3 separate regions of the Homo sapiens genome follow, and regions 2 and 3 are each linked to region 1. The links are chromatin contacts, found by Hi-C or POLR2A ChIA-PET in ENCODE. All regions are on one chromosome and are shown on one strand. Each heading gives the region's core, a stretch centred on a gene start or an enhancer-like site at or near the end of the contact. The rest is flanking DNA. Distances are from core to core; before and after follow the strand shown.

What was found. Hi-C counts contacts between places; a loop is a spot of excess contacts on that map. ChIA-PET counts read pairs that join two places held with the same protein, here RNA polymerase II (POLR2A). Pooled maps may share reads with other maps.
Region 2: a pooled map shows a loop between it and region 1 (1.8-fold over the local background). The contact joins two enhancer-like sites. A Hi-C loop is called at or near these places in 1 of 168 maps with a recorded cell type or tissue (mammary epithelial cell) and 4 of 50 pooled maps. POLR2A ChIA-PET finds 5 or more read pairs at or near these places in 1 of 52 experiments (H1).
Region 3: a loop to region 1 is called in a pooled map, with 2.0 times the contacts of the local background. The contact joins two enhancer-like sites. A Hi-C loop is called at or near these places in 2 of 168 maps with a recorded cell type or tissue (endothelial cell of umbilical vein and mammary epithelial cell) and 4 of 50 pooled maps. POLR2A ChIA-PET finds 5 or more read pairs at or near these places in 11 of 52 experiments (A549, A673, AG04449 and 8 more).

Annotation. Positions count from the first base shown.
Region 1 is chr10:79,001,795-79,005,282 of GRCh38, forward strand. The region is part of intron 5 of ZMIZ1-AS1 (ZMIZ1 antisense RNA 1); the gene reads right to left. Among named protein-coding and RNA genes, the nearest start is that of ZMIZ1-AS1, 64 kb to the right of the region's middle. Within about 2 kb of position 1,733, at least 7 of the 41 ENCODE cell types and tissues checked have a DNase peak (open chromatin) inside an H3K27ac peak, as active enhancers do.
Region 2 is chr10:78,943,357-78,946,844 of GRCh38, forward strand. ZMIZ1-AS1 (ZMIZ1 antisense RNA 1) reads right to left here. Exons shown (of 10, transcript NR_024431.2): 9 at 2,556-2,633; 10 at 1-1,391. Among named protein-coding and RNA genes, the nearest start is that of ZMIZ1-AS1, 120 kb to the right of the region's middle. Within about 2 kb of position 1,826, at least 10 of the 41 ENCODE cell types and tissues checked have a DNase peak (open chromatin) inside an H3K27ac peak, as active enhancers do.
Region 3 is chr10:78,963,480-78,966,967 of GRCh38, forward strand. The region is part of intron 5 of ZMIZ1-AS1 (ZMIZ1 antisense RNA 1); the gene reads right to left. Among named protein-coding and RNA genes, the nearest start is that of ZMIZ1-AS1, 100 kb to the right of the region's middle. RefSeq lists an enhancer at 1,250-1,810. Within about 2 kb of position 1,697, at least 12 of the 41 ENCODE cell types and tissues checked have a DNase peak (open chromatin) inside an H3K27ac peak, as active enhancers do.

The DNA.
Region 1 (3,488 bases), core at 483-2,982:
CTGGTAAAATTAGAGCACCTGAAAGACAAGAAGTGTCCAGCAGATCCCCAGAATCTTGTCTGGGGGACTGGGTGGGTGGCATACCCAGGGAGAGGTGAGAGTTCCCTAAGATGGCTGTGGAAACTGATTATAAATGGTACAGTCCTACTCAAACAGTATTTCCTTGGCATTTTGCTTTAAAGATTTCCTTTGCACCTGTAATTCAGCACTTTGGGTGGCTGAGGCGGGAGGATCAGTTGAGTCCAGGAGTTCAAGACCAGCCTGAGCAACATAGCAAGACCTAATCTCTACAAAAAGTCAAAAAAATTAGCTGGGCATGGTGATGCATGCCTGTAGTCCCAGCTCCTTGGGAGGCTGAGGTGGGAGGATTGCTTGAGCCTGGGAGATTGAGGCTGCAGTGAGTTTGATAACACCACTGCACTCAGCCTGGGTGACAGAGACCCTGTCTCAAGAAAAAGGAAAAAAAAAAAGGAAAGAAAGAAAGAAAGAAAGAAAGAAAAAAGATTTCTATTGCACACAGTTCAGCCAAGAATTCCCAGGGCAGCTTCCAGAGACCCTGTGCCCACAGGTCCCTCTGTGACCTCCCCAGTCCTCCCTATCTCTCAGTCAAGGCTTTCCTCATCCTCCTCCAGAAAAGAGGTTGACCCTCCACCCTTCAGGAACCTCTTAGCTTTTTCTCCTCCACTGGCTCCTCTCAGCTGCACAATCAGTTGCCCCGCAGGGAGTGTCCTTGTGACTGGGTATTACAGTGGCTAAGAAAAGCCCTGGGGCCAAGCCACGGAGGCTCAACCCTGGCTTTGTGACTTACAAGCTGATGCCATGAGTGATTTGCTAACCTTTCTGCGCCTCAGTTTCCTCATCTTTGAGATGGGGATGTTAATAATATCAGCTACCCCACTGGTGGGGTTGAGGATCAAATGAGTCACTAACAGGCCACAGGTAGCCACCTAGCCCAGTCCCTGGCCTACAGTAGGGGTTTGGGGAATAGCAGCAAGGATTGCTGTTATTTCTATGATGCCTGGGGTTCCCCCCTTGCCTGGAGAAGGGGAGACAGCAAGTCAAGTCACTAAGTCCAGCCCACATTCAAGGGGAGGCATGTCAAAGAATACACAGGCATATTTCAAAAGCCTCAAGTTTGGCACCTACGTGTGATGAAATGTGACTTAATGGTTATTAGCAATGGTGCAGCTGGCCGGGTACAGCAGCTCACGCCTGTAATCCCAGCACTTTGGGAGGCCGAGGCGGGTAGATCACCTGAGGTCAGGAGTTTGAGATCAGCGTGGCCAACATAGTGAAACCCCGTCTCTACTAAAAGTACAAAAATCAGCCAGGCATTGTGGCAGGGGCCTGTAATCCCAGCTACTCAGGAGGCTGAGGCAGGAGAATTGCTTGAACCCAGGAGGCGGAGGCTGCAGTGAGCCGAGATCGTGCCATTTCACTCCAGCCTGGGCAACAGAGCGAGACTCCTTCTCAAAAAAAAAAAAAAAAAAAAAAAAAAAAGCATTGGTGGCAGCCGAGAGTTGAGTTTGAGCTGCCTCATTCCAGTAGTATCTCGTGCTGATGCTGGGCCATGTGGATGAGCAGCGGCAGGGACCTCTGTTATTCCAGCAACCCTATGCCCTGCCCTTTGTGGGACCCAAAGCTGCCTCCTCCCAAGCCTGTGGGCTCAAGGGACTGCTGCCAGCCGCCCCCGCTGTCTGCTGCCATCCTGTGCCCCCACTCTGAGTCTGCGAGGTGGCCTTACCCGCCAGCTGCCTGGTGACTGTGAAGAATGACAGGCTCCTCCTTCAAGGGTGCGCACTGGCCCTTATCACAAGAGAGTGATGTCTGCGGCACTGAGCCGGGTGATCCTGCCTGCCCGTTCAGCACTCTGCAGAGGGCAGGGCGGCCGCAAGAGACAGAAATTCCATTTGACAAACTCTCCATGTGGCTGGGCAGCCAGACAGGAGCAGAATGAAATCAAAAGGGAGGAAAATTGGCCTAGCTTCCTAACCAGGTGCTGAGTGGATGCACCAGGCTTCAGGAGAGGGAATCAAAGAGGGAGAAAATTGGTGGCCTTGGTCATAAAGGGGATTGATTACCCAGGGACCTGTCACACCCACCAAGGTCAGCAGAGTGGCCTTGGCTGGCCCTGTTTCCTGGAAGACAGGGTGCCTTTGGCAACTTCAATTCACCCGGGTTCAACTAGCTAATAAGTGTGCTGGGTCAGGAGGAGGGTGGTCAAGGTTTTCCAATTATGAGCCCTTGAAGAGAGGGCTTCAGGGCCTGAGAAGGTCTGAACATGACCCCTGTCCATGGGCGGTGGAGCGGGGCTAGAGAGGAGCATGCCTTGGCTTTGCACTCAGATGAAACTGAGTTTAATGACTACCTCTGGTGGGTAAGTCCCTTCCCCTCGCTGAGACTTTGTTTCCCATCTGTCAAATGGGAGTGTCGATACTTTGCTTTATTAAGAGCTTGCTTTGTGCCGGGCACTTTGTGACCTACTTTATGGGTATGAACTTATGTCATCAGAACAGTAATCCTAAGAAGCAGCTGCTATTATTATTATGATTGGCATTTTACAGAGGAGGAAATTCAGGCTCAGGAAATTTAATGTTCCCGGGTCCTGCTATAGGTTGAGCACCAGATCTATGCATGGGTGACTGGCTGGTATGCAAACCTTTGGCCACTGTGCTGTCTGTCATCAAGCCAGGCGCATCCACTTAGGGTTTGTAAGGATTCATGGAGATGTGCTAATGACAGCAAACTAGGAGCCCAGTCTACGTGCTGAAACCAGAATAAGAACTTTCCATGCGTTGACTCATTTGTTCCTCACAATAAACCTATGCAGTAGGTACGACTGTAACCTGCACTTACAGGTGAGGAAATTCAGGCACAAAAAGGTCAAGTCTCTTGTCTAAGTCACCAAATTTATATATGGCAGAGATGGGAATTGAGCCCAGGAGGCTGGCTCCAGAGTCCTTCACTTAACCTTATGCAAAGGCATAGCAAGAGCCTGGCCTGGGGTCCAGCACACAGCACATAGTAGGGCTCGGGGAGGGGCAACCTCAGCTCTTTTCCACCTGGGGCAGCCCTTCTCCCTAAAAGAAACCTAAATGCAGTGAACATGGAGGAAGCCCACGTGCCCACTACAAGTCTGGCTCTGGGAGATTTAGGGATGTCCCCCACCGCCCCAGCCTGGGCTTCCAGCCTGGGCAGGGAATCAGGCTGACTTGGGAATGTCCCTAGTTCAGGGAAGACCAACATAGAGCTGGGAGTGGGGTTGCCCAATGTGCAGGGGCTTCTGGGAAAAGAACAGCAAAAGGGCAGGTAGGATGTGGGAGGTGGAGATGTGTCCTGAGAAAGGGAGAGGGCAGTCCTGACGAGCACCCTGCCTTGAAGAGCTAACAGGTGTGAGGCTGCCAGACAGGTGAGCTGTAGCAGCCCACAGCTGGCAGATGGAACGACTCTCAGACCTCCCACTCCCAAAAGTCTCATGATGCCTGGCT
Region 2 (3,488 bases), core at 576-3,075, 58 kb before region 1:
TACAACGTTCAAGGTCAGAAGTCCAAAATGAGTCTTCCAAGGCTAAAATCAAGGTGTCAGCAGGGCTGGTTCTTTCTGGAGGCTCCAGAGGAGAAACCATTCCTTGTCCCTTCCAGCTTCTGATGTCTGTCAGCACTCCTGGGCTTGTGGCCACATCACCCCAACCTCTTGCTTCCACTGTTGCATCTCTTACTACTCACTCTAACCCTCCTGCCTCCCTCTTATAAGAACCTTATGATGACATCAGGCTCTCCCAGATAATCTCCCCATCTCAAAATCCTAAACTGAATCACATCTGCAAAGTCCCAGGGATTCGGATGTCAAAACCTGGGGCCTGGGGGCATTATTCTACCTACCGCAAGAATGAAACCCAGATTTCTGACTTTTGCAACCAAGTGATGCTTTCACCCAAGGATGGAGGAGGTTGGTGGGAAAGATAATTAGCTTGATATAGGAAACAGTAATTCTAATTAGAAGTCTGGGAGACATCCAGGAGGGGAGCCAGAGTAAGGACTGGTCCAAGAGGACCCAGAACACAGGAGGGAAGTGTAATTAGAGAGTGTGACTTTTAGGTCTTGGGTAACATCAACATAGCTATAATCATAAGATAAAATGAAGCTTTATGTATTTCACATTTATTTCCCTGGCCAAAAAGGGCCAAGGCTAAAGAGAGAGAAGGAGGCATTGATCAAGACTGAGGAGCAAGACAGTTGATCCAAGAAAGGGGAGTGGGAGAGTTGCCAGAGTGGGATCAAGGAGAAAGGGTACAACATCAGATACAGGACAGGGTCAAATGGGATAGGTCAATGATGACCTCAAAGCCATTTGAGAAGAGTGGAAACAAGTGGCAGGATTTGCCAGGGTTTGCCACAAAAGTTCTTAAAGTGCAGACAATGTGAGAGCTTTGTGTGCAGAGGGCAGGGATGGGCAGAGGCTGGTGCTGCAGAAGAGAGAGGGACTTACTGCTAGAGCCAGGTCTCAGAGGGGTCGGGACAGCACAGGAGGAAGGGAAAGGGGGATGTTGGTCCTTCTCTTTTCCCAGGAGGAGAGAGAAGAGAAAAGGGAGCATCAATGATCAAGCGTTTGAAGATGGAAAGAAGAGAAGGTCACCTAGATATTGTACAAAATCAGGAGACGAGGTCATTGATGAGAATGGGACTGAGAACAGCTAGAGGTGATTGTCAGGCTGTGAGACAGAAGAAAAGTCCCTGGAGTGGCTCCATGCAGAACCCATCTTCCCCTCCCACTACCTCCATGAACCCTCTGGCTGGTAGTCCCAGCTCTCACTCCTTTGTACTTTCCAAGGTATGAGGCTGAAAAAAATGGAGATTCCCTGCTGGCCGGAGCATGATCTCCTCTGCCTTCCTTCTTTGTTCTCCTGTGACAGGGCCCTTAGGTCGAAAAGAAGCAGCTGATTAGACATGAGGGAGCAGAGGAGGCGGGACCTAAGAGCAGTCACATGTGAACATGAACTTGAACTTGAATGAGAGCCCCTTCCCCCTGCCCTCACCCAGGAACCTCAACCTTGGCCTTCCTCAGACTTGCCTTAACCAGCTCTCAGTGCTCTGTGTGATCTTGTCCAACTCCCTCCCCATCTCTGGGCCCCCTGTTGAAATGAGAGACTTGGAGCAATGACTACTAAGAGCCTTGCAGCCTCCTAAGCACAACCTTGGATGTGGAAGAGCTGTCTGAGTTGTTGCAGGGAGCCCCAGCCTCTTTGGAGAAGGGCCCAGGACTCTGTCATTTCATAAACATGATGCAGGCCTGTTTGGTGCTGCATAGCTGTGGTTTTCTGTTTTCCCCAGCAGTAGCTACAAGGCCTGGGCTACAGCAGAGACAGCCCAGCAGGGAGGGAGAGGGTGGTGGAGCGGAGGGCAGGAGAGAGAGTGCTTCTCTGTGCTGCCTCCTCTGCTTGGCTCAGAAAGTGTGCAGAAGTGAGAAAAACATGCAGGCAAGTTAGGCAGACCCTTCCTCCACCTCCACCCACCCATCCCAAAGAAAGTGGTACTTTCTAGCTGCTTTTGTAAAATAAAAAACACATTCTCCTGGTTGGCCTTCCTCTGCTTTGGAGCATGCAACATGCATACCAACATGCAGCTCTAGTAAACTTAGCCTTGGGCAGGTTTAGAGGGAAGAAGAGCGCCCCAGGGATGAGATGGGGGTGAATGTGGAAGCCATCTGCAGAAGCACCAACAGACCTGCCAGATGAGCCCGTTATTTGTGTATACTTCAACCTGCCCAGACCCTCGCTGGGGCCTGGCCCACAGTAGGCCCAGATAACCCTGTGCTTATTAAGCCACATAGAATGGAACCTGGGGAGAATACAAGGTCATCATTGGAGAGAAGAGATGGCCATGAAGGGTGTGGCAATGTGACTGATGCCCCACTCAGAGCCCCTTGCCTGGACATGAGGATCCATCACCCAGGTGTTGCAGGATGGGGTGTGCGGCCAACAATACACACCACACTTTCTCAAGCCAAGGGGAGCAGTCTTGTCCAAGGATGCCTGAAATTTGCCCACCCCTCCGAAGGTCAGCCCCCTGCCCGTGACTTACTGATGGTGGAGTGTAAGTTCCAGTGCTCTTGCTTCACGATGGGACAAATCTTCAGTGCAATTCCCCCTCCTGAGCTCCCTGTGGGATGAGACGAAGGCTGCACTTTGCACCTCTGCTTAGCTCTTTCCCCTCCCCTATCCTGCTTCTCTCACTGTCTCTGGAGAATTCCCCTCAATGCACCACTTGTACTGGAATCCCTGCTTCAGCTCCTGTTTCTGGTGAACCTGACCTAAGATACCAAGGAGAGCCTTCTAGGCAAGACCCAGCTTGGGAACAGCCTTTCCTACCTAAAGCTACAGGGGTTACCAGGCTGCTCCCCAGCAGCAGGAGAGAGCAGAGGCTGTTTTGCAGGGCCAGAGTTTATTGGTGCAGCTCTGCACACTCAGGAAGGCTGGTGTGCTGCACCACGGCAGTAGCAGACAAAACCAGAACACAGTCCAGCTCCTAGAAGCCTCAGAGGACACCCAAAGCTGCAGGACACCAAGCTCCATTCCAGCTCAAGCACTGCTGACCAGTTTGGCCTGGTTGGTTGGGGACGAGCTCAGACAGAGATGAGGCCTGCAGACAACTCAGGCCAGAGCATCACAAGGCGAGAAAACTGGGCTCCAGGACAAGGGCAGAAGGGCCCTGAGCCCCTCGTGGCCAAAGACCTTACCAATACCACAAAGCCCTTACCTGGGTGGCATCAGAGCTACAAAACAATACAAAAAAATTACAACAAAGGCAAAAGCAATTGTAACAGTAACTGTGATATATATAGCAGGTCAAATGCCAATTCTGGGTAAAGCCTGCTGCTAGCCTATGGCATACAATTGCTTTTATTTAATTCTTCCGCCTTAGTGCATAGGTATAATCTCCATTTTAGATAAAATGGCACACATGAGTAGCACATATGTGCTTCCATGCAATCAGGAAAGTATATATGTCCACACG
Region 3 (3,488 bases), core at 447-2,946, 38 kb before region 1:
ATTTGGGAAACCCTCCCACACCCCAAAAAGTGGACCCCCAGTCAGCCCCAAGGCCCAGAGGCAGCGCCGACTGGATGGAAATCTGAGCACTGGATCCAGCCTGCCCACTGTACAGATGGAAAGACTGCAGCTGGGGAGGGCGAGGCTTCCCTGAGCTCACACGGCAGGGACCGCAGCCAGCCTTCCTGTGCATACATGCAGGGAAAATTAGGGCAGGAAGCTCTGGGGATTGGGCTCCTTGCAGCAGCTTGCAGCCTGACAGGCTGCCCAGGCCAGAGAACCAGCCCCGAGGCCTCCTCCTGCCCCAGCTACTGTGGGCAGGCGCCCTGCTGCCCTTCGGAAGCAGCCCACGCCAAGCAGGCAGATGGTCGGCAGGCCCCCTCTTCGAGCCCCTGGGCCCAGATGGCCATCCCCGGCATTAGGTGGGGCATCATAGCAGCAGCAACAGGAAGCCTGCCGCCCGCCAAGGCCCATCGGAGAGGGAGGAGCAGGAGCTCCGGCCGTCTGGCCACCCTGCCCTGCCTCCCAGGGCCTGGCCATTGCTCTAGCTGAGCGACCTAGGAAGGCAGCATGCACAGAGCCAGGGGTCACTTCCAATGGTGCAGACCTCTCCTGGGGAATACTGTTGAAGGTGGCTCCACTCGGGGGGGACACAGCCCAGAACAGATGACTCCTTCCTGGGAGAGTGCCCCCCGCCCCTTCACTGCCTGCTGGTCAGTGACCAAGGGAATTGAGCCTCTCATGCTGCCAGAGACTTCAACCCCTTCAGCCCCTTGCATCTCCAAAGAGCTCCCTGGGGGTCAAGAACAACTATAACAGTAATAATAATAGCTAATGTTCCTTAAGGACCTGCACACTATTTTAAGATCTTTAGAGGTACAACCTCAATCCCTGAGGCAAGGCTATTATTATCATCCCCACTTTACAGATGAGAAAATAGAGGCTCTGAGAAGAAAAGTAAACTTGCCCAAGTCACACAGCTAGGAAATGGCAGGGCCAGGATTCAAACCCAGGCAGCCTGTCTCCAGAGCCCACCTTCCTAAGCACCACACATTTCTGGCTGGGCCCCCGCTGGTGAGTCCCACACAGCACAGTGCAGTGGGGCAGAGAGACACCCTACCTTGGGTTTCTGGGGGTGACTTGTCAGGTAATGAGCTGCCCATCACAGGCACTCACTTGCCTGGGCTGGTGCCTCCTGCAGTGGGCAAGGAGAAGCTCAGGTAAGCACTAAGAAGCAGATGGAAGGAGATATGCCATTGAGAACAGGCGTGTGTGTCTCTGGGAGAAGGCATGGGAGACCTAGAAGGGCAAACACACTTACACACAGCCTCACGCAAGGACACACTCACACGGTTGAACCCCTGATGCTCACACGTGAACACAGACATGAGTGAGCATGTGTGCACATGCATGTGGACACACAGACACACTCAGGCTGTTCTGGAGAGAAGTAGGACTCTACTATGACAACAGGACCAGCCTGAGAGCCCTTAACCTGCAGGAAGAGGTGCCCAATCTTGATGTTTGCCCCCAGAAAAGCATGCAGCAGCCCCTTCCCCTCTCTGAGACTCGACGTCCCCTCCCGTGCAAGGAAGGGGTTGTCTGAGGTCATCTCCAAGATCTTGGGCTCTGTGCCGTCTGGCCAGTCACCTGCGACTCTGTTCCCAGAGCCTGGCAGGGAGCTGTGACTCAGCAGCAAGAAGCCACGCAGGAGCCTGCCCGCAGCCCCCTCCCCTGCCAGCACACACAAAGGGCATCTTGTTACTGCAGCCGGCCAGCGGGAGGGCGGGAGAGGGCTGTGGAGGTGAGAGGCCAGGAAGGAGCCTGTGTCAGCAGCACTGGGGGCAGGGCGGGGAGGAGGCCCAGGCAGGGCTGCTGGCCGGCCACAGGGGCCCCAAGCTGGTGGGGAGGGCCCTTGGGGCAGGCAGCCGCAGGTGGGTGGCTGCAGGGAAAGGCTGGCCCCGGGCTCCTGCATGGAACCCTGTTTATTAAATTCCCTTTTCATTTGTAAGTTACAATCTGAATGAGCTCTCCTGGCAGCAGCTACACCCCTGGAACTTCCCAGCAATGTGGGGCAAAACCCATAGCCCAGGGCTCCCACTCAGAGCCTGAGTCTCGACTCTGCGTGATCGAGACATGGGTGCCCTTTGGATGAGATCATGGCCAGGTCGGTTTTGCCCATCTGTAAAACGGGGTTGCTGAGCTGAGGAGAGCTCGCTGTAACACACTCCCTGGCAAGATAGAAGTCACCTGGCTGGGACGTCCCAGACACAGGTTAGGACACCCTGGTGTCACACTTGCTGCTCCTGCTGTGGGACCCTGGGCAAACCACTTACCCTCTCTGGCCTCAGTTTCCCAGTTTATAAAATGGAGGTAGTGGGAGGTGAGAGGGAACTAGATAGAATATTCTTCCTGGAAATTGCTTGGGAATCATTTTTCCATGTGTCCTACATAGAAAAAGACATGAGACACTCAGGTCCATGCAAGTGAGGGGGTCAATCCAGAGTATATATGTACATGTGTACACACATGTGTACATGTGTGAACATGTGAGCAGACAAGCAGGTGTGTCCCCTCTCGAGTGTGTCCAGCCCTCAGGCCATGCAGGCCCTTCCCTGAGTAGAACAGGGCCCAGGGCAAAGGATTTCCAAGGCTGGTTATTCTTGACACTCAGGGACCCCCTAGACACTAGTGACTGATTTGAGAGGGCCAGGTAAGCTGTGGCCTTGCAGAGACCACTGCTCCAGACACTGTCTCCCCCAAGAATTCAGCAGAACTTGCTGTCAGTTGTCTGTCCACCCTAGACCGCGGTACCACCACTGGGCTGTATCACAAAGGACCCCATATACGTCGCATCCACATGAGTGCTGCCCATCCCCGCCTGAGCTGCACCCACGCCACAGCACTCTGAACTTTCTTGTGTGAGTATCTCACCTTCCCAGTGCCCATCTGTCTCCAGCTCCGCCAGGGAAGGAGCTCTGCATTCTGTCAGGAAAACAGATGGGACAGGCTTTTACGTACTGTGAAGTGCTGTGGGTGCTAGTTGTTCCACTGAATCCTTAAAATCCCACCCATCTCATGAGGTTCACATTCCCATTTAACAGATGAAGAAACGGAGGCCCAGGGGAGTGAGATAGAAGACCCAGGACCTGGATGGCTTCATAAGGGGACATGAGCACCACATCTGTGGTCAGAAGTGGATTCAGAAGCCCAAGGAGATTCAGAAGCTTGAGAATGGATTCAGAAGCTTGAGAAGTACAGACAATGACCCCAGAATCCCGGGCTGAGCCCGGTGACCTCAGTGAGCACAGAACCACCCTGTTAGCTGTGGTCTTAGGGGCAGCCAAGGCCTGTCTATCCAGCGAGCAAGCTAGCCAGCTGTGCTCAGATTCAGACTTCCCATCTGCCCTCCTGCCCATGAGGGATCCCAGGAGGCCTAGCACAGAGGGCTGAACTTCAGACAGAGACCAGCACTGGGGGCTCAGGCC